Regions from separate parts of the Mus musculus genome. Here all the other regions are linked to region 2. A link is a loop called in an ENCODE intact Hi-C map of the cell type or tissue named here. Cell type or tissue: heart. All regions are shown on one strand.

Region 1 (2,500 bases), 180 kb before region 2:
GGAAACTTCCCAATGCAGACTTTGGCTTCCATAAGAGTTCAGACTGCAAACCAGATGGTGGCAGTGGGCAGTGGCAGTCTGGAAGGGTGGATCCACAGAACAGTAAAATGTGCAGTGCCTGCCTCACTTTCAAGATAGATGCTAGCCTCCTCCCTCCAGGTACAGGTACGGAACCTGTCCCTTTGGCTTAGTATGGACTGCATGCAACACTTCAGTGAGTGAAGGAAGCCAGAGGATGGGACTCTGTCCTCAGCTCATCAACCACATTGCCGCTCGGTTCACACTGACCAGTGTGTTTGTTTCATCTGTCCACTTCTATGTGTTTTATGAAAGTATTTAATATGTGAAGAATATGTTTTATTTATGAAACATTTTAAGTATTTTATATTTTAACAAAGTACATTTTCAATATTGATATATATTTTATTTACCTTATTAAAATGTATTTTGTTTCCAGACTCTTGGATACTAAGTTGATGGCCAGCACACAGCCTTTTAAGGTATTATTTAAATCTGAACTATCACTCATACGATATAATTTGAGATTTCTGTTTGTTTGAGACAGACTCTTGGTATGCTAGGCAGGCCTTGAACTCACCCTGTAGCTGATAGAAGTAACCTTGAACTTCTGATCCCTCCTGCCTTTGCCTCCCATGTGGTTGGTGCAAGTGTATGCCATCATGTCCAGCTTTCTTTGAAATTTTTTGTATGACCACAAATAGCTTTGGAATTCTGATCTAGTTAAATGCGATTTCAGACACGTTAAAAAATTAGAAAGGAAGAAGAGAGAATTTTGAAAAGAACAGAAATAATATAAAAATGTGAAGTTATCTTTATTTTTCCCACCACCACCACCCTGCAACACACACACACACACACACAGGGTTTCTCTGTATAACTGCCTTGGCTGTCCTGGAATTTGCATTGTAGACCAGACTGGCCTTGAATTCAGAGATCCACCTGCGTCTGCCTCCCAAGTGCTGGAATTAAAGATGTGCTCAACCACTGCGCAGCTTGTCATGTATGTTATTCAATAGCTTATACCTGCAGACAGTTTGTCCTTTTTCTGCCTGCCTGCTTATTTTGCATATTTGGACATATATTCTAATAAGGATAATTAGTTAATTATTTACATTCTTGTCAAGGACTTTCTGAAGCCTCCTGAACAATACGTTAAGACAGTGCTTTCTAGTTCTGTGTCTCTACCAGCAATGGAACTGCCTGTAGCCTTTTTGCAGTGCCTGTCAAAGTACTGACATCCCCAACCCCTCAGCAAACAACATGGAAGTTTTTTTCCCTCTGCCAGTTTTATCCCCAAAATTTTGCTTTTGTAATGAGGTTGGCTTTAAACTCCTCCTCCTGCTGCCTCAGCCTCCCAGGTAGCTGGGATTACAAGTGAGCACCAGCACTGCCTGAGTTTATAGGTTTTACCCTGTAAGTCTTTCCATTCATCACCTTTGAGTAGTGACCCTTGAACTTGTTCCTTTCACAAATGTGTTCTAATGGCTTCTGTTCTTTTAAGAGACACAAGAGGGCAGTATGGCGTGCATTTCCCACGTGGATACCCTAAATTGGCTCTCCTTAGTCTCTTGCTGAGATGACATGTCCTAATTCTCCGCTTACTGCTTTGCAGGATATCATTAACAACACATCCCTTGCAGAGTTGGAAAAGCGGTTGAAAGAGACACCTTTTGACCCTCCCAAAGTTGGTAAGAATATTGAACACGAAAACCATCAAACTTTGGAAATTACTATGTTAATATGTTATATTCAACTTTGGAAATGCAAATACGTTATATGAAATGTCTTGGAAATGGTAATGTGTTATTTGTGGACTTTGGCTGGGTTAACTTCTAGGCCCTTGGTAGATGGCTGCTTTCTGAATAATGATGGTATTCTAGTTCCATGTCCAGCTATATCCACATCATGTTAAGAGTTTTATGGTAGCCATTTACTGTGATGTTTGGCAATTAAAGTTTTAAGGCTTTTATTTCCTAATGCTTAGAATTCTTCCAAAATTTGATGTATCCTTTTATCTGGTGCATTATTTGAAGATAGACAGTATGTCAGTGACTGATCATTGGAGATGCAATGAAAATACATTTTGGGTCTCAGAAAACCTAAGAACTAGGCGTGCTGCCTAGATGAGAGCATACCTGTGTCCTCTGAGCTAAACAATGTCACTGAGGAAAGCCTGTGTTGAGGCACTGTGTCCTCCGTCCTGTTACCCACATTGAGTTGCTGACCTGCAGTTAGCATTCTATGGGCTGTGGTCAAAGACACTGATCACAGCACTAATGGTCCAGAAGTTGGTGATGCAGGTAGTAGGGTAGCATTGCTTCCCTTCTGGGTAATAGTCCAAGAATCCAATTACGATGTGAACTGGGTAGAGGGAGGGAAACCAATACCCTGTGTGTAACTGTGTAATGGGATAATTGATCTGGGGAATAATGATCTTCAGCAGGTGGTGTCTAGGGTCTTACTTAAGCACTACATTGTT
Region 2 (2,500 bases):
GAGGGTGAAGGGGACTTCTAGAAACAAAAAGAAACCCAGCCCCCTCCCCAGCCACACTCGGAGAGACAGGCTTTCCTGCAAGCTCGAGCAGCGCACGGTGCCCACGGGGCTGCACCCCGCCTCCGCACCCGCCACAAAGCCGCGCCCCCACCCGGGCGGCCCCCGCCCCCCCACGGGGCCTGGCCCCTGCCCCCTCCCCCCAGTCCAGTGGCCGGCCGGGGGCGGGGGCAGGGACGGCCGAGGGTTGGCCGTGCTAGGGAGGCGGCTCCTCAGGCCGGCCGTGGAGAAGGCTAGAGCTTTCCAGCGGAGCTCGCCCGCCCCAGTGACTGGGTGGGTGGGGGTGGCTGGGTGGGTGGGTGGGGAATACCTTCCTAGAAACCCTCTCCAGATACAGTTGCGGTCACTCGCATTCCTAGAAATGCGGCCCGGCCATGTCACTTGCGACCGTTGCGAGGGGCTGCGGAGAGGGACACAACAGATCCTAGGGTTCCCCATACTAGGGGAGGGAGAAGACTCTCCACTTTTAATGTGCCAAGAGACGAAACTGCCACTGTGCCTCCCTCTGGGAGATTGGGGGTGGTGAAGTAGGGAGCAGGCAGGATTCCAGGGATCGGTGAGCTGGAGGTGGAAGCAGCCGGGGTGCCCGAAATGGGGGAGCATCCACTTAAGATTCAGACTCGTCTTCCGGTCTGCCCCCTTCTTTTGGGAACTCCCGGTGCCTGCCGCAGGGATCGCCTTGGGCCCTTCCCCCAACTTTCCTCCAACACACACACACACACACACACACACACACACACACACACACACGCACACACACAAGCAGGAGAGGCAGCTAGCCGCGCCCCCAGCTCTTCCGCCCATTCCTTGTCTGTCTTAAATCTCTTCATGGGGCGACCGAAGTCCCTTGGAAGACCCCCAATCTAAATGTCAGGGACCCGCTCCACTCAGTTCCGGAGAGTTACTCCCAAACCCACCCGCCTTCACACCTAAACATAAGGTTGAGCTTTCTCCTTCCGAGTCCACCGGTACTCTTGCAGCCCCAGGCTCTGGAAATAGGGCTGGGGCAGGAAGGGGACACTTTCCACTGGAAAGGAAGGTCATGGCCTCTGGTTCTGTCACCCTGTCCCCCAAAATGTACTTTTGGTTTCAACATAAGGGAGCTTTCCCTAACTCAACTGGCTCCTGAAATCACCATTCCACACTCCTCTCCAAGGACCCCCAGAATCGTCAGAGATGCCATCACTCTTCTTGGCCAAAGAGGATCCGAATAACTAAGACATGCCTTGTTCCTCTCCAGAGCCTATGCTCTATGCGTGAAAACGTGACCGGACTGAGCTTCCCGGGATCATAAAAAATGTATCTGCTGTCCTCTGTTGGCCAACTGTTGTCACATTCAGAAGAGCACATCCACCAATCCAGAGTCTTGATTCCACGGGAAGTGGGAGAGTGCAAGGTGTGTGTGTGTGTGTGTGCGCGCGCGCGCGTGTAGCCCCCTCTCCCTTTGCTTTAGTGGTACCGCTCTGCCATTTAGACTGTAAGCCTGATTGAGAAAAGCCAGGCCTTCCCGTTCAGTGGTGAAGCCTGCTTGCCCCACCAGAGTCTATTTTGCCTCCTGCATCTAACCAATCTAACCAGCTAACCCCTTGGTTTCCGGCAGAGCCTGAATTGGAGTTGAATATTGAGCATCATCCACAGACAGAGAACATGGTCATCCTTAACAAGACCCTGAGCTGGCACTGCATGGCAGGAGAGTCGCTCAGCTACAGAGCAGACTGGGGCCTCCCCCATGCCACACACACATTGCCCGATTTCTCTTTCCTACTGACCTGGTACCTTCTCTCTTCCTGATTTCAGCTCAGTCTTCTCCAGGCAATGCAACCTAGGACAAGTAATGAGTAGTGGTTTTGTTAAGTACTCCTAGTAGTACTCCTAGGTAGTGGTTTTGTTAAGTACTCCTAATAGAAAGCCTCTTTTAAATCTGCCCCCCAAAGGTCTACAAAGTGGCTTCTTTCTTCTATGCATGCATCACCGCCATTGGCTTAACTCCCACTTTACAGATGGGGAGACTGAGGCCCAGAGAGCCTCTGGGGAGTTCAATATGTAGTTCACAGGCTGTATGTAGAGACAAGGAGACCTATGAATGCAAGTAAACGATCTGTGTGTGTGATCTGGGGGTGGGGGATGAGGTTTAGCACCAACTCCTCCAGGTTGGGGATGCTCAGTCCACTGGACCACCTTCCCTAGCTTCTGACCGGGTACATACTCTTTGCTTCCAAGTCCAGCCTTCTCTCTCTGCTTCAGCCTTGAGCTCGTGTTCTTCTCTCATTACATTGTATCCTTGTATCAGCACCCCCGCCCCATTCATCTGTGAGCCTCGGGGCAGCCATCCATTCTCTCCAGCTCTGGAGCCCTGGCACCAGGCCCCACTGGCACACAATGGAGCTCCAGCTATCTTTGTTTAGGAAAATGAGCAGAAGGGAGGAAGGCACTGGAAGAGAGA
Region 3 (2,500 bases), 86 kb before region 2:
AGTGTATTTATGTCATTACAAAAAACCTGGGAAGTCCCAGGACTTCCTTTATTTGCCAACATTTCCTGGAATTGGTCTTTGACTTAGCCTCTGGGTAGGGGTGCACTGCATGCAATGACCACGTCAGCCTTTTCTCAGATGCCTAATGTGAGGTACGTACTCACAGTATCTTTTCTTCATCAGATGTTCTGCAGTTGTTTCATCCCAATGTATGGCTTGCAGCTCCCCTTTAAAAAAAAAAAAAAGGTGTGTGCTCCTCTTTGCAAACGTACATGTTGACTTCAACTCAGAGGTTGACTTCAAGAATCTTCCTCTATCGTCTTATTTGAGACAGGGTCTGTCACTGAGCCTAGAGCTCATGATTTGGGTTAAGCAGACTGACCAATGATCCCCAGGATTTGCCCTGTCAACACTGGGATTACAGACAGATGTGCCACCACACCTGCCTCTGGTCCTCACTCTTGTGCACCGAGTACTGAACCCACTGGGCCATTCATTACCTTGGTCTTATTTTAATTTTGATGGATAGATTCTTACCCTGTACCCTAAGACACTCTAAAGTGGTAAAACTGCCCTTTAGTATTTCCTTCTGGAGACATGGGCGCAGTCATGTCTAAGTGTACCATTCGCCTCAGGGTAACTTTAGTGTCTGGTGAGGCTGGATCTTGCTCCCTTCCTCCATAGGGATGTCTTGTCCTTGTAGCACCATCAGTAGAGGCTTTGGTACTTTAGTGGGGAATCAGTGTGGGTGCTGGGTGTGCATTTCAGAAGCTGCTGTTCGTATTGCTAAGTGGCCAAGTCTGGGTGCCCTGCACGTGCCCTTCTCACCTGCAATGTCTTTGCACTAACCTTGATCTTGGGAGGGATCAGGCTGTAACACTTGGCTACACAGAGGCCAGGCTGAGCCATCTGTCCCAACCTGGGAATCACTGATACTTTGAAACAGTTTAATATCTGTGAATGACTTGGGTTTTCAATCTCATGACAGATTCCATGGAGGGCTGGAGAGGTGGCTCAGAGGTTAAGAGCACTGCCTATTCTTCCAGAGGACCCAGGTTTGTTTAATTTCCAGCATCCAAATGGCAGCTCACACTGTCTTTAATTCCAGGGGATCTGATGCCCTCTTCTGGCCTCTATGGGCAGTGTATGAACATGGTGTGCAAACATGCATGCAAGCAAAACACCAGTAAACATAAAATACAAAGGAATACTTTTTAATGTCATTACTTCAGTCATTTTTTTACAGTAATGCAGAATGCCCTGGTGTGTCATAATTTTGTTGGGAATGGGGAATAAAATAGCAGAAAGCTGTTTCCTGTTCCTGCTAGCTGGGAGTCACTTCCCCTCCAAGTTGTCTGGTGTTTGCTAGCGTGAGCTCAGCTTTCCATCAGCTGCTTGGCTGTGTCTATCAAGCTAGACACATGAACTTGAGAAGCACTTGATGCTGGCTCTCTGGTGAGTGCTGTGCTTTCAGCTACACAGGGTTTTGTTTTTGTTGAATGGACATGTTTGCCATGTGTGGTGCTGAGATAGCCGCACAGTGAGACTGCCTCACACAAATGAGTAACTGGACAGAAGAATGAATGAATGAATGAATGAATGAATGAATGGCAGCTCTGACCACCTGAGTTTGATCCCTGAAACTCATATAAAAGTGTGGAAGCGAGACCTAGCTCCACAGAGTTGCCCTCTGACCTTCACATGTGCTCCTTGGCGTGAGCGCGCACGCGCACACACACACACACACACACACACACACTAAATAATAGTAATAACAACAAATTTAAAGGTTTTCAAAAGGATGTTTTATTTAGGATAATTCTTGTCAAAGAAGAAAGGAACAACAAGAAAGAGTACTTTGTTAATGATGGGGGGCTTTTAAGCTGTGTTTGATAAAATCAGAGGCTACTGGGCTGGGCGATGGCTCAGTGGGGAGGACCTAAGTTTGAATCCCCATTCCCACCTGCAGCTGGATATAGTATCAACCCCGAACAGCAACAGTAAGCTGAGAGGCAAAGGCTGGAGAATCCCTGGAAGCTCATGCCATCTAACCTAGCATACAAGGGAGTGAACATTCAGAGACCCTGACTCCAACAAGGTAGAAAGCAAGAACTAACACCAAGATTGTCTGTCCCCTTGTACCCCCCCCCCCAAACACACACATGCGTGCAAGGGTTGGGGGAGGGAGGAGTCTTCATATTGATTTTGTTTGTTTGTTTGTTTGTTTGTTTTGTTTTTTCGAGACAGGGTTTCTCTGTAGAGCCCTGGCTGTCCTGGAACTCATTTTGTAGACCAGGCTGGCCTTGAACTCAGAAATCCGCCTGCCTCTGCCTCCCAAGTGCTGGGGTTAAAGGCGTGCACCACCACGCCCGGCTCATGTTGATTTTTTTTAATGAGAACCAAGGGAACCCTAGATCAAGCTCAGCCACAGCCACACAAGCCAGCCTGGGTATGTAAGTAAAGACTTGCTCAGTGCCCATGCACAGGAAGCCCAGGGTGA

Evidence for each region. A loop is a pair of places that touch in the nucleus more often than their neighbours do. Peaks named below come from ENCODE experiments on the same cell type or tissue, not always from the same donor. Only the 100,000 strongest peaks of a DNase experiment are listed, where the experiment ranks them.
Region 1: a loop joins it to region 2, with 5 times the contacts of the local background. A loop is called at or near these places in 13 of 42 quality-filtered maps.
Region 3: it touches region 2 in a loop (3-fold over the local background); 11 of 42 quality-filtered maps call a loop at or near these places.

What each region holds. Positions count from the first base shown.
Region 1 is chr16:13,627,583-13,630,082 of GRCm38, reverse strand. Parn (poly(A)-specific ribonuclease (deadenylation nuclease)) reads left to right here. Exons shown (of 24, transcript NM_028761.3): 15 at 458-500; 16 at 1,634-1,709. Among named protein-coding and RNA genes, the nearest start is that of Parn, 39 kb to the left of the region's middle. In heart, a CTCF peak has its summit at 1,521 (motif pointing right); no DNase peak of the experiment used is centred here.
Region 2 is chr16:13,445,557-13,448,056 of GRCm38, reverse strand. Gm32817 (predicted gene, 32817) reads right to left here and starts at 105. Exons shown (of 4, transcript NR_169006.1): 1 at 1-105. It overlaps Gm53058 (predicted gene, 53058), which reads right to left and starts at 105. Exons shown (of 5, transcript NR_169187.1): 1 at 1-105. In heart, a CTCF peak has its summit at 1,374 (motif pointing left); DNase peaks (open chromatin) are centred at 56 and 776; H3K4me3 peaks cover 1,601 bases; H3K27ac peaks cover 1,317 bases.
Region 3 is chr16:13,531,658-13,534,157 of GRCm38, reverse strand. No RefSeq gene overlaps it. Among named protein-coding and RNA genes, the nearest start is that of 2310015D24Rik, 12 kb to the right of the region's middle. In heart, a CTCF peak has its summit at 1,127 (motif pointing left); no DNase peak of the experiment used is centred here.